3 separate regions of the Homo sapiens genome follow, and all the other regions are linked to region 2. Evidence: chromatin contacts called from ENCODE Hi-C or POLR2A ChIA-PET data. All regions are on one chromosome and are shown on one strand. Each heading gives the region's core, a stretch centred on a gene start or an enhancer-like site at or near the end of the contact. The rest is flanking DNA. Distances are from core to core; before and after follow the strand shown. Region 1 has its middle 14 kb from the start of CXXC5. Region 2 overlaps ECSCR (endothelial cell surface expressed chemotaxis and apoptosis regulator). Region 3 overlaps CXXC5 (CXXC finger protein 5).

The links. A loop is a pair of places that touch in the nucleus more often than their neighbours do. ChIA-PET counts read pairs that join two places held with the same protein, here RNA polymerase II (POLR2A). Pooled maps may share reads with other maps.
Region 1: a loop to region 2 is called in a pooled map, with 3 times the contacts of the local background. The contact joins two enhancer-like sites. A Hi-C loop is called at or near these places in 8 of 50 pooled maps. POLR2A ChIA-PET finds 5 or more read pairs at or near these places in 5 of 52 experiments (AG04450, Panc1, T-cell and 2 more).
Region 3: POLR2A ChIA-PET joins it to region 2 with 11 read pairs in activated CD4-positive, alpha-beta T cell. The contact joins two enhancer-like sites. A Hi-C loop is called at or near these places in 2 of 37 single-sample maps with no recorded cell type and 3 of 50 pooled maps. POLR2A ChIA-PET finds 5 or more read pairs at or near these places in 3 of 52 experiments (A673, HEK293 and activated CD4-positive, alpha-beta T cell).

What each region holds. Positions count from the first base shown.
Region 1 is chr5:139,631,606-139,636,366 of GRCh38, forward strand. No RefSeq gene overlaps it. Among named protein-coding and RNA genes, the nearest start is that of CXXC5, 14 kb to the right of the region's middle. RefSeq lists an enhancer at 1,719-2,013, a cis regulatory region at 4,048-4,761 and a silencer at 4,693-4,761. Within about 2 kb of position 1,851, at least 4 of the 41 ENCODE cell types and tissues checked have a DNase peak (open chromatin) inside an H3K27ac peak, as active enhancers do.
Region 2 is chr5:139,456,987-139,461,285 of GRCh38, forward strand. It overlaps ECSCR (endothelial cell surface expressed chemotaxis and apoptosis regulator), which reads right to left. Exons shown (of 10, transcript NM_001077693.4): 2 at 1,153-1,197; 3 at 771-821; 4 at 559-618. Among named protein-coding and RNA genes, the nearest start is that of ECSCR, 3.6 kb to the right of the region's middle. RefSeq lists enhancers at 505-564, 3,939-4,299. Within about 2 kb of position 2,530, at least 15 of the 41 ENCODE cell types and tissues checked have a DNase peak (open chromatin) inside an H3K27ac peak, as active enhancers do.
Region 3 is chr5:139,681,865-139,686,627 of GRCh38, forward strand. It overlaps CXXC5 (CXXC finger protein 5), which reads left to right. Exons shown (of 3, transcript NM_016463.9): 3 at 999-2,018. The coding sequence ends at 1,043. Among named protein-coding and RNA genes, the nearest start is that of CXXC5-AS1, 35 kb to the left of the region's middle. RefSeq lists an enhancer at 3,080-3,734. Within about 2 kb of position 3,332, at least 9 of the 41 ENCODE cell types and tissues checked have a DNase peak (open chromatin) inside an H3K27ac peak, as active enhancers do.

The DNA.
Region 1 (4,761 bases), core at 601-3,100, 170 kb after region 2:
TAAGGCCTTTGTCCTCTGGCTGAATGTATAATACAATCACCAACCAGCTTTGCTCTTTCTATGTCTACTCCTGGTCTGGGTAAGGCAAAGGCAGACATTTTTGTGATGAGCAGTCACTTTTCATTAAATTAAACTATTTGTGGATCTTTATCTGATCAGAGACACAGCGTAATCTGCCTCTTAGCAGATGTAAAACTATATGAATACCTTAGTGCCAAGACAGCAGCTTAATAGTTTTCCTTGATTGAGTGGTGGTTTGTGTGTTTGTTCTTAACGTCCTGTGTAAGTTGTTATTGGTAGAATGGTTTTTTCCAGAGCTGAGGAGCCTGATTGCCCAACATTGTACTCTGAAAGCAAATGGTTGATCCCATTTGGAAAAGCCAAGAAGAGGCCATTGAGTGTCCAGCCCAGGCCTCCTGTGACTGCTGTACAGGAAAGAGCAGCAGCAGCCTTGGTGAATGTACCATGTTCCTTTCCCAACTTCTAAGGATGCGAGGAGTGACAACTGCCATTTTCCCAGGCACACCTCTCCCTGCCCTGAGCCACTTGTTCTCAATTCTGTTTAAACTTCCTTTTTGGTACTTAAAAATCTTAAATCTTAAAAAGATGTCACCCTTCCCTAAACTTTAGAGCCTCTGGAAAATGTGAGTGGGGAGGGTTTGGTTTTTTGAGTTAAAACCTAGTCTTCAAATTGCCAGCTTTCCTTGGGTTTAAAGTTCTCCATAGAAAATGAGATTGCTTTAGAAGCTCCAAAGCTCCTGGGCCCTCTGACTTGGAGGTTTCTAGAAACAACCCACAAATACAATCTGACATTTGGGACGCAGAGCCAGCACCATCTTGGGTAAGAGAAGTGTTCCATGTTTGAGGTAGTTGGCAAATGCTAAGCTACCTATGTGGTGACAGTTGTCTGGAGCTTTTCCCATCTGATTAAGGGGCAATACTGATTTGGTCGTTGTGGGCAGTTTCTCCTCCTAGCCAGCATCACTGCCATCTTGGAAGGTGTGGCTACCTGTCATGTGTTGCACAGAGAGTCGAGGGGAGCTGGCCTCGTTTGAGAGGGCACCTGAGACTTTCAGTCACCTGCTGCAGAGTGACAGAAGGAACAAGGGAAACCAAGGCTTTCCCAAACTTGCCAGAGAAGGTGAGCTTTTTGGAAGGATGGTTCCAAGTGACCTCAGCTTAGTCCTCCTTTGGAGGAAACAAGGCAAGTTGGGGAGGCTCTGGTGCATAACAAGTTATAGGGCAGGTACTGTTTCCTGGATTCAACCTCCAAGCTTCATAAAAAGGCAGTTCCAGCCAGGCGTGGTGGCTCACGCCTGTAATCCCAGCACTTTGGGAGGCCGAGGTAGGTGGATCACCTGAGGTCAGGAGTTCAAGACCAGCCTGAGCAACATGGAGAAACCCCGTCTCTACTAAAAATACAAAATTAGCCAGGCGTGGTGGTGCATGCCTGTAATCCCAGATACTTGGGAGGCTGAGGCAGGAAAATCTCTTGAACCGGGGATGTGGAGGTTGCAGTGAACCGAGATCCGAGATCGCGCCATTGCATCCAGCCTGGGCAACAAGAGAGAAACTCTGACTCAAAAAAAAAAAAAAAGGGCGGGGGGCACTTCCTTTTGAAGTTTCAGATGTATATTGGAGGGAGCAGAATTCCTTTGTGATTTCTTCCTTAATACATTGTGTCCCTGAGGTGGTCCCTGTTCTTCCTGTCTCCTGTCAGCCCCCTGGCTCAGAGGACGGCTGAATGGAGTTGCATTTCAGTGCCCACAGATGGAGGTGATGACTGAAGTGTGTTTGCTTATGTGGGGAGTGAGATGATGGCTTTGGTGTCTGAGTGGATGCTAGTGCCTTGAGTGGCCAGCAGAGGGCAGTGGTGACCCATAGCTGTGACAACCGTGAGGCGTGTGGTCAGTGAATCTGCATGGGCACAACCTGAGAGGGGCTTTTGTTGGAGTGGGGAGATTCTTTCGGACTTAAGCTTTGTGCGTGGTATATCCAGAATCAGATGGGCCAGTGCCAAGTTCAGTCAGGTTCTCAGCCTTACAGTGAAGGAAAAGGTTAGTGACTTGTATTTCAGCCCAAAGCCTACTGGAAGTGTCAAGCTGCCAGCTCCCCTCTGCCCTCCCCGTTGCTATGGCAGCCATGTCTCTGTGTGTGAATAGGTGAACCAGGCTCCAGGTTAGGACCTCTGCCCACCTAGCTCCAGGTTACATGCAGGAAAAGATCTGTCTATTGCTGCATGTGAACAAGGAGATCCCATATTTCTAGCAGGTCACAGAGGCAGCAGTCCATTATCACTTGCCTGCCCACCTACCCTGGGCAACCAGCACATGGCTCCTTAGACCTTGAAGATGGAGGCCTGGGGACAGAAGGAGCAGAGTTGGGGGCTAGTGATAGGGCCTGGGAAATGTTCTTGTCTGTTTCAAGTTTATCTTGTATTTTGGGGCCCTGGTCTCCTCAGTCTTCCAGCCCAACAGGTGTGAGCGTCCAGGGCCACCACCCGGAAGCCAGCTGCCTCTTCATGGGGAAATCTTTGAAATTCAAGGCTTGGCCATCTGGATATGCAAATGTTCCAGATTTGCTGAGCCCACCAAGTGGCTGAGCCCCCCATGCCTGGGGCCTGTCAGCCACATTCTCCATGGCTCCCTCCTTCTAACAGGGACAGGGGCAGGCAGGGAATCTAAATTCCCAGGTCAAGGAGTTTATTTGGGAGCCCCAGGCAGGGCTGTGAGAATTAGCTACCACTGCCCCTAGATGGGGAAAGCTGCCTGGGTGCTGTTGGTACCTAGAACCTAAGCTTTTGCCTACTGATAGACTCTAAGGAGAACGGTGTATTGAGAGCTCCACGAGTCCTGCTGTAGTGCCTAATCATGTGAGGGATTTTGCTGGATCCAAAGGAATCTCAACTAAGAAAGTTTCTGGAATAAGGAGGGAAGCCTTGGGTCTAGCCTCGCTAGAGGGTGGGAGCTACCTGCAGGGAAAGCTGCTGACTTCCTATTATGTCAAACCCAGGCAAATAACTGGAGCTTAGGCAGTTGGCCCCCAGAATTGCTTATTCTCCCCCAGGCCTCCCTCTGGGGCTGGTTTTCTGGCTGTAGCAGGAGGTATGTGTTCTCTGAGTGGGAAAGGAGTGGGGTCAGGGTCAGGGCGGAAACCCGGGAATTTAGATTCCCTGCCTGTCCCTGTCCCTGTTAGAAGGAGGGAGCCATGGAGAATGTGGCTGACAGGCCCCAGGCATGGGAGAGCTTAGGCCAGCCTGTATGTGTGTGTGCAGAAGGGGACTGCACATGTGTTCAGGAGCTTGAGAGTGAGAATTGTGAGCATGTACACTCCTTAGTGTTTATGCATCAGGGTGTGATGCATAAACACGAAGGCTCTGTAGCCTTTGAAGAACAGGATCAGATCTGGGTTTGAATCACAAGACCATGGGTTTTCAGTTGGGCAATAAACTTATCTGTCTTTTGCTTTGATTTTCTCATCTAGAAAACGGGCACTTGGTCACCAGCCTGACCCATAGGCAATGCTTGGTGGAAAATGACCTTATCAAATTAAAGGGTTGTGACCGTGGGTGCTTATGGTTCAGGGAGGTAGGCCTGGACAGTGAGACATCTTTCTTGGATTCCTGTACATGCTAGAGGTTTGCCCTCCTTTGAGCTGGGCTAGCTCCTGGGACATCCAGGGACCTGGGGAAGACTGGCTGGGCCCTTTTGCAGCCTATGGCTCACATGCCCACTTGTTAAGGCCTGCAAGAGTGTGCCCACAAACAGGGTGAGCAGGCAGAATAATGGCCATGGCTAGCCAGACTGTGTGTCCTTGCCCAGTGTCTGTCTGTCCTTCCCCTTACCTTGGGGGACAAAAGGGAATCCAGTTGTCCTGCCTGGTGAATAAAAGCCTGGGGTTGGGGGAGGATTTGCCTCCAGCCACGGAGGAGGGGTATGCTGTGGAAGGAGGCCAGATCTCCCCCAGCTGTTTCCCAGCTCTGTTTGAAGGGGAAGGGAGAGGGATAAATGACTGGGTGATTGTGGCACCTACAGCCAGCATCTTTCCTCTCCACATTCTAGGTCACAGGCCCACACCTCTCTCCCTAGTCAAAGAGAGCCTCTGTGAGGGGGTTGAAGGGTGTCTTGGATCTGTGGGCAGGACTTGGGATCTGGGCACAGAGAGGTTGGGGAATTAACAAAGGTCACACAGCCAGGCAAAACTAGGGAATGTGGGGAGTCATTCTAGACAGGACCTTTAGGGGGAGCTCCCTGGCTACAAGAGATTTCCTGGAAGCCCTTGGGTGGGCCCAGGCCTGAACTGAGGAAGTGAGGGCTACAGCCCAGCTGGCCTTGCACTGGAACCACAGGAGTGGCCTTTAAGGGTGTGCTGAAGGACTGATGAATCTTGGCCCTGTTCCCACACACATGCACCACTGGGAATGGGAGTGGGGAGATTGCTGAGCTCTGGGGCCAGCCCTGTTTCCTGCTTTGGATTTGGAATGGGGAGAGCCTTTCTGGGGACTGAAACTGGTGCTTCAGCTTCTCTAGGGGGAAATGGAGAAATGGAAAGGGGGACTGACAAGGGATAGTCCTTAAGGAGTTTATTTGGGAGGCTCTGGGTCCCTTTGTAACTAGGTGGGTGACCTTTAGGAGGGAAGTGCTTTGTGTTCTACAGCTTTCTGAGAGTGGCAGGAAATGGGGCCAGTAGCAGTGCACACTAGTTGGGTTGCACCTGGTGAGAGATTAGGGGTGGTTTCCCCACCAAGGTCTCTGAGCCAGA
Region 2 (4,299 bases), core at 1,280-3,779:
CCTCGGCATCACGGGTTTACTGGCTGCCATGGGGGCCTGCGCGGCCTTCTTTGGAGCTGCCGTGAATGAGGAAGCACACTCGGGCCTGCTCAGGGCCTTGGCCGGCATGTGCACCGGGTGGGCTCTTCAGTCCAAAATCTTCCTCTTCTTTCCTGCTTTCAGTTCTAGAAGGGGCCATTCTCTTGTTCACCTCTGGGCAGTTCCCTCTGCCTGGAATAAGCCCCACTACTCTCCACCCCACCTGGAATAAGCCCCACTACTCTCTACCCCACAGCCTCCACATGCTCAGCTGACCCCTTCTCAGCTCGGCTTCAGAAGCTGCTTCTGGGAGTCATCCCTGGCCCCCGAGTCTGAAGTGACTGACATGTGCCTGGGCTCCCACACTTCTGCTGGTGCCCACCGCAGCCCTTCTCACCCTGCATGTCATCCTCAGTGTGAGGGTCTATTTCCTTGTCTGTTCCCGCTCGCCCCAGTCTATATTCTCTTTTAGAGCAGAAACTGTTGGGGTCCTCACTGGGCCCTCCCTGGATGGCATTTGTAGTCTGAATGACACAGTACCTGGGGTACCAGTGCTGGACAGATGGCTTGGCCTGTTAGCCTCTGAGGAAGGGATGTATCCTGCAAGGACAGAGGCAGATAGGGAGTGGGAGGTGGGGTAGGTTTGGTGACACCACACTCCCTGTCCCACCCAAGAACCCCTGGGCTCCAAGCAGGTCTGAATGAATGGGTGTGGGGCAGGAGCAGGGACCTCAGCAACCACACTCACTCACCTGGGTTGGAAGAAACTGGCTCTGTGGTCAGACTTAGACCGCCAAGGCCTCCTGAAACAGAACATCTGAGGCTGAGGGGTGCACCGCCTCCTACTGTTCCATCTCCCTCTCTTGTTCCCTAGATCTGTGTGTCTTTCTCCCTACCCCATCCCCCACCCCTCATTCCCAACCATTCACCTCTTTTTTCTTTCAAGGTACATTAGACTCAGCTAGGCTGAAAAAAAATCCTTAGATGAGCTCAGCCTTGGTGAGTCCTGAGAGCTCCCGCTCCAGCTGCGGCCCCAGCCCCCTGAGGTTAAGGCTAAATTGGCATAGAGCTCCTCTCACCCTTCCTAAGCTCCTAGGCCTACACGCTGGAGTAGACCCATGTGTTTGGTCTTACCCTGAGAGCTAGAGGTCTGGGTCATTGTGGGCTGGGAGTTGTGGCCTGCAAGAGAAAGCAAAACACATAGCTTGGTAAGTCCCCTGCCCAGCACAGAGCCTAGAAAGGAACCCTTAGAATGCCTTCTGGCCCAGCCTGGGCAACATAGCAAGACCCTGTCTCTAAAAAAAAATTTTGTTTTGTTTTGTTTTTTTTTTTTTTTTAAATTCTCCAGGCACAGTAGTGCACACCTGGAGTCCTAGCTACTCAGGAGGCTGAGGTGGCAGGATTGCTTGAGACCAGAAGGTTGAGGCTGGCTGCAGTGAGCTATGATTGCACCACTACACTCCAGCCTGGGCAACAGGTGGAGACCCTATCTCAACAAAAAAAAAAAAAAAAAAAAAAAAAAAAAAAAAGAAAGAAAAAGAAAAAAGAAAAGAAAACACTGGCCAGGTGCGGTGGTTCACACCTGTAATCCCAGCACTTAGGGAGGCTGAGGTGGGTAGATCACTTGAGGTCAGGAGTTCAAGACTAGCCCGGCCAACATGGTGAAACCCTGCCTCTATTAAAAATACAAAAATTAGCAGGCCTGATGGCACACGCCTGTAATCCCAGCTGCTTGGGAGGCTGAGGCATGAGAATCGCTTGAACCCGGGAGGTAGAGGTTGCAGTGAGCTGAGATCATGCCATTGCACTCCAGCCTGGGAGACAAAGTGAGACTCTGTCTCAAAAAAAAAAAAAAAGAAAAGAAAACAGAAAAAAACGTTTTGGCTTTCTAAGCCTACCATGCTGGAAGGCAGACACACTAGGCAGAGGACTAAAGGATGTGGGCTGTGGCTCACGGTGCTGGCTTCCTCTGAGACTGTGACTCAATAGCAACATCACCACCACCTCATGGCTCAGAGTCCCGAAGTCCTTCCCTGTCTCTTCAATCTGACATGGGCATTTTACCAACCTGATGCAGAGTCAGGAGAAGGTTATTTTAAACTAGTGACATTTCTAAGGACAGAAGATCAATGACCTGCCACACCTAGACAAGGAAGGGCCCAGGACTCCAGGTCTCTAGGCTAATGTTTACCTTAAGCTACTGTCACCCTGGTCCTGCCCCCAGGGAAGGGGCTGAGAGACGGGAAGGTGAGTGAGATGGGGATGGGGATTAGGGCTTGTATCTTGCCTAGAGGTAGGGGCCTGTGCAGAAAGTAAGTTCTGAGGTATATATAGGAGGCAGGGAAGCTCTAGCATGAGCAACCCATTCACTCTCACAGGCAGAGGATACATAGGAAATGGTTGTTATTGACCAAACCCAGAGAGGGGTCAGTCACCAAGAGTCCCCAATCAGAAGCCCTCACTGGCTTTTTTGTATGTACACGTGTGTCTGCGGGGCTCTATGCAAATGTATGTGCATGCTCGTGTGCCCTTGTGTGTGTCCCGCTGTGTATGTGGAACCTGAAAGGTCAGGTTGTATTTGCTCATTTTCCACAATGAAATCATTCTTGAAACCTGTGAACAATGTGAAAGGAAAACAACGTGGGGAAGTGGAGCCGCCCAGCTGGGTTCCCGTCCCTCTGCTTGAGCAGGGACTACAGCCCCTGGCCTGGCTCTGCTGCTCCCTTGGTCTCTCAGCATCAGGGGAGCATTCAGCCCAGGCCTGGGTGGACAGAGGCGGCTGGGTGCCAGGGGCCCACCCCAGCCTGTGGCAACCTGCTGCTCTGCTTATTTTCCTTAAGCCACTGCCTTCCTCCATGGGGCTATCATCTGGATAGTGTAGAATTAATTGCTTCCAAGTGTAAAATTACCAAACCCTGGGCCATGTTTTTCTAGATCACCATTTCTGAGAGCCCCATTCCCTTGTTGGCGAGAGGGGGATGGTCAAGAGGGGAGTCAAAATTTATAGGAAGCCCAGGCTAGAGAAAACCCTTTCTAGCTGGGGAGGACCCTTGGAGAATCCTTTTAACCCAAGGCATGTCCTGAAAACATGTATCAGTTACTAATCCAGCATATGTAATGTATTTTTTGTTTTTTTTTTTTCGTTTTGAGACAGAGTTTCGCTCTTGGTCACCCAGGCTGGAGTGCAGTGGCGCGATCTCAGCTCACTGCAACCTCCGCCTCCCGGGCTCAAGCTATTCTCCTGTCTCAGCCTCCTGAGTAGCTGGGATTACAGGCGCCTGCCACCATGCCCGGCTAATTTTTGTATGTTTAGTAGAGATGGGGTTTCACCATGTTGGCCAGGCTGGTCTCAAACTCCTGACCTCAGGTGATCCATTCGCCTCAGCATCCTAAATGCTGGGATCACAGGCGTGAGCCACCGAGCCTGGCCTAATGTACTATCTAAATGCTGTAAGGTTATAACTTAGTTTTTGGTGGGAAGGTACAGGGAAGGCACAGGGAACTGCCTTCCTGCATTTATCTAGAAAGAAAATTATTCAGTGGCTTGGGAGGAGTTCCAAAGTCACAAGCTTCAAGACCCTGCTCTTTCTTTGCCTCTTGCCCCTCCCACTACCCAAACTTTTTGTCACCAACAAAGATTTCTCTGTGGGTAAGGGAGGGACTTAGGGAGCATCTGTGTCTACAGCCGAGGGTGTCTCTGACCACTGGGCCTGCAGATTCCCAAAGAACTCTAGCCACAGGAATTTTTGATTTCCCAGGTCTCCCCTCTCTAATTCTGTCTGCTTTATCCCCTTCTAGTCTATCTCCACACACACCCCTCCCCATTTTTTCCTCAAAAGCATAGTTTAGAAGTTAAAATCGTGGATTTTAATCGAGCCTGGCAAGCCTGAGTTCAAGTCCTGGCTTTGTCGCTGTCTGACCTAGGCCTCAGTTTTCTTTACTTTGAAGTACAAGTGACCAGCCTGGGCAACATGGTAAAACCTTGTCTCTACAAAAAAATGCAAAAATTAGCTGGGTGTGGTGGTGTGTGCCTGTAGCCCCCAGCTACACAGGAGGCTAAGGCAGGAGGATTGCTTGAGCCCAGGAGGTCAAGGCTGCAGTGAGCCATGATCATGCCACTGCAACTCTGGCCTGCGCAATGGAGCAACCCTGTCTCAAAAATAACTAAGTAAAATGCAAGTGGTATCAGTACCTCGCAAGTTGTTGTGAAGGAAGGAAAATGCATATGAAGCACTTAACGCAGTGCCTGACATGCTCAATGAAGGCCAGACACTTTTGTTT
Region 3 (4,763 bases), core at 2,082-4,581, 230 kb after region 2:
ACGGGCCCTGTGCCCTTAAGCCCTTCATTTGCCCCTCCAGGGCCATCTTTCCCCCAAGGCCACCCAAGGATAGAGCTGTTCCAGTGCTGGGTGCCCTGCTCTGAGGCCTGGAAGGACCCTTGGTCTGGGCACCTAGTTGACAGATTTTTGGGGCTGGGGTAAGGGGAGGTGACCATGAGCCCGGAGTGGACAAGAACCTAGCCACTGTAGGATTGGCTTGGAGAAGGCAAGGGGTTCCCATGCTGCTATCTCTGCACCCCTGTGGCAGGGCCCGTCCCTGTGCCCCCAGATGCAGCAACCTAGCTGGAGTGCCAGGCCTGGGTACAAAAGCATCTTTTCAGCCTGCAGTCCCTGCCCTTGTCCCCGCCCCTCTATGAGTGGGCTTGACGCAAATGTCCAGAATGGTTGGAAAACAACAGTGGTATATCCCAGCCATGGCCTCCTGGTTACCCTCCCCCAACCCCAGCCCCAGCCCCAGCCCCAGCCCCAGCCCTTCCATTTCTGCTCTCCTATGTACACACAAAGGCACCCACTTTAGTCCAGTGTAGACACACATGCACACACACATAGACACGGCCGCTTGAGAAATAGCTCAAATACCCACCTCCCACAGCTCCATACCACACAGCTCAGCATAGCACGAGGCACACACCCATATGCACACCCGTCGCACGTGCTCACACGCTCATTTACAGAAACATGCCACAGCCACCTGGCGCTGTTGCCTTTGGGCCAGGGGAAGGGACTTCTTCTCTGGAAGGAGGGTTCCTGGGCACAGTGGCTCAGGAGGCCTCAGAGTCCTCGGGGCCTTCCAGCAGCCCAGCAGGTCAAGCGCCTCCTTTGGCCTGGCTGGGGTGGCAGGAGCTCCGAGGGGTGGCTGCTCTTCCTCCATGCCTGTCCCTCCGCCATGAGGCCATCCATGGGGGAACGTCTTTGCTCCAGGCCTACCCGGACCCTGACTGAACTCTCTCCTTGTTTTTGTCTCCCGCCCCCGCCAGAAGGTGATGCTTCCGACGGGAGCCGCCTTCCGGTGGTTTCAGTGACGGCGGCGGAACCCAAAGCTGCCCTCTCCGTGCAATGTCACTGCTCGTGTGGTCTCCAGCAAGGGATTCGGGCGAAGACAAACGGATGCACCCGTCTTTAGAACCAAAAATATTCTCTCACAGATTTCATTCCTGTTTTTATATATATATTTTTTGTTGTCGTTTTAACATCTCCACGTCCCTAGCATAAAAAGAAAAAGAAAAAAATTTAAACTGCTTTTTCGGAAGAACAACAACAAAAAAGAGGTAAAGACGAATCTATAAAGTACCGAGACTTCCTGGGCAAAGAATGGACAATCAGTTTCCTTCCTGTGTCGATGTCGATGTTGTCTGTGCAGGAGATGCAGTTTTTGTGTAGAGAATGTAAATTTTCTGTAACCTTTTGAAATCTAGTTACTAATAAGCACTACTGTAATTTAGCACAGTTTAACTCCACCCTCATTTAAACTTCCTTTGATTCTTTCCGACCATGAAATAGTGCATAGTTTGCCTGGAGAATCCACTCACGTTCATAAAGAGAATGTTGATGGCGCCGTGTAGAAGCCGCTCTGTATCCATCCACGCGTGCAGAGCTGCCAGCAGGGAGCTCACAGAAGGGGAGGGAGCACCAGGCCAGCTGAGCTGCACCCACAGTCCCGAGACTGGGATCCCCCACCCCAACAGTGATTTTGGAAAAAAAAATGAAAGTTCTGTTCGTTTATCCATTGCGATCTGGGGAGCCCCATCTCGATATTTCCAATCCTGGCTACTTTTCTTAGAGAAAATAAGTCCTTTTTTTCTGGCCTTGCTAATGGCAACAGAAGAAAGGGCTTCTTTGCGTGGTCCCCTGCTGGTGGGGGTGGGTCCCCAGGGGGCCCCCTGCGGCCTGGGCCCCCCTGCCCACGGCCAGCTTCCTGCTGATGAACATGCTGTTTGTATTGTTTTAGGAAACCAGGCTGTTTTGTGAATAAAACGAATGCATGTTTGTGTCACGAAGCACCGCTGGCTTCTTGCTCTCCGGTTTTGGGGGGCTGACTTGGGGGCCGTTCCTGAGCAGGGATTGTCTGGGACCACCTGGAGGAGGAAGAAGGATGGCCCAGGGACATTTAGAATGGGAATTTCTTGGGGAAGAGAGGCCTCTGGATCCAGAATGGGGGAGAGCAGGAGCAACCAGCCCAGCAGACAGGAGGGAAAGGCTCTTAATCTGGAAGTCACTGCCTGGTTGCACCCCATGCCTCAGAACCTGGACCTCCAGGGACCTTCACTCACTTGGGGCCACCTCTGTTCACTCACCTAAGTTCATCAGGGCCTGATGAGTAAAGCAACCAGCACCACGAGGCAGGTGGGGGTAAGGCTGAGCTGCCTGTTCAGGGTCTTCTTTCTTTCTTTCTTACCTGGCAGGGATCTAGTGCTCCCGCAGCCACCAATGTCATTCTCCAGGGAATAGTTTCAGCTCGGCTTCGTGGGGACCTGGCTGTACACACACGCCTATTCCTCTTTAGGCCTGAGGGCTGCTAGGCTGAGTTACGGGGGTGTCCTTGGCTTTGACTGTCCCCACTCTCAGAGGGTTTGTTGGTACAAGGCTGCTGGGGACCTCAGAGGTCAAATGTCTGGGGAAGTCACCACACAGCCACATGGTCTGGGCCAGGGCAGCCTGAACAGGAAGGGGTGGCAGTGGCATGCCCCTCCCTGTACATCACAGAGGCCAACCTGAAGGAGGAGGCTTAGCCATCCACTGGGGGAGCGTTCTTCTCACCCAGCTGCTTTGAGCCTGGCTGAGATGGAGGCTAGACTTCAGGAAGGACTTCCTGACAGTGTTGGGCACTGGCTTCAGGTGGGTGAGAGCTGGAGCGATTTCTGAGGCTGAGTGGGCAGTGAGGTGGGGGAGATGGGCTATCTCTGCCATTGTCCTGAGAGGAGAAAGCAGCCATGTTGGGTGGGGGTGGCGCTGACCCCCAACCCCTTCCCAGGTGTCACAAGCTCCCTTCGAGCGCCAGGGCCTCAGCAGCCTGGCCTGGCACAGCGGGGGCAGGCAGGGGCGGTGGGAGGCAGCTTTCAACTTCAGCTCTGCCTGGGAAAAATTCCCTTTCATGTGGCTGCCTGTGATCTCTCCAGGCGGCTCTGCCGAAGGGGGGTGTCCAGCAGGGAGTAGGGGGAGGTGTTGCAGCTGGGGGGCACCCTCACCCCCAGCACAAGGCAAACAGCGGCACCTCCAGAACCTCGAGGAGGGTGGGGAGGGTCCTCCTGTGGGGAGTGGGGGGAGCCTGGCCAGCAGGGGGCACCGGGCAGGAGGCCCCTTCCTGCCTCCGCCCGCTGCTGGCAGCACACAGGCTGCAGATGGCCTCAGCCGGCCCTCGTTGGCACACCTACAGGTGTGGGGTGGACGGCTCTGTTGCCAGCCCAGAGGGGGTGCTGTGACTCAGCCGGCCTGTACCTTTCAGTGTGCCAACCCACAGCCCAGCGTGTCTCCTGAGCCCACTCCCCAGCACACGGCCGAAACTCAGAGCTCCTCACCTGTTCCAGCTTCACACTGCTTTGTGGAAATGGTAAGCCAGCCCCTCTGTTTGGAGGCCAGGGGTGGGGACAGCTGTGAGGCTGGCTGAAAACATGCTGAGGACTCAGTTACCTCATCTGGGAAACGGGACAATAATTGTTTCCCCCATAAAGTTGCCTGAGGATGAAATGCGATCACACTTGGGAAGGGCCTGACTTGCAAGCTCTGTCAATGGCAGCTGGTGTTGCTATTTTTAAACTATTATTCACCTAAATCTCACCAAGATGTCCCTCACCTTCTGCCTGGCTGTGTGTCCTCCCTGAAGCCCTGGCCACCCCCACCTCCCACCTCCCACTTCCCACCTCCGTAGAGTGACCCAGCCTCTGGCCCTTCCCCTACCTGGATGCAGCCCGACCCCAGCCTGCACCAGCTTTCTGTCTCTCTGGCTCACTCTCTGCATGTCCTGAAGGTCTCTTTCGGTCCCTGACGCTCCTGTGTCTTTGGGTCTCCATCTTTCCTGATCTCTAAGCCTCTCCGTGTCTCTGGGTCTCTGCCCCTCCTGTCTCTCCATCTCTGTATCTTGTACTCTGTCTGTTGCAGGCTCACCCCTGCTGTTCCCCAGCTGACGGAGACTTCCTTAGAGGCAGGCTCCCTGGCAGGGTTGTGTACCCAGCTCCCCTCCCCTCAGGTGCCCTCACCTCTCCTCTGCTACAGTTGGGAAACTGACTTCCTGGTGACCCAGGAGCCTTTCCTCCAGGTACCCTGTACCCTGACCTGGGTGATCTGGCATTTAGAGCCAGCTCTAGACACAGAACGGTGGGGGTTTGAGAGGCTGGGTGCACACACTGGGCTGGAGAGAAGTCCAGCCTCCAGGTAGCCCCTGCGTGGACGTGTGTGTGTGTGTGTGTGTGTGTGTGTGTGTGTGAGTGATGCTTTAAGGGCCTGACAATTGTGTGAGGCTTTGTGCAGTAATGTGGCTATGTGTGACATCGGGTGTGATATGCAAATGGGTTTGTGACAGTTTATTGGAGACTGAGATGTGAATGGGTTAGTGTATGTCAGTGGCCACACTTTGGAATGTTCTGTGACATTGCGTGTGTACTCTTGTGACATTGTACAGTTCTGTAACAGACCCAGTGTGATACCGGCTTGTACAACTGAATGTGTGACTTTGGGTGATTCTGTGTGAGTGTGTGACATTGAGTGATTCTATGTGAGTGTGTCACTTTGGGTTTACAACACACGTG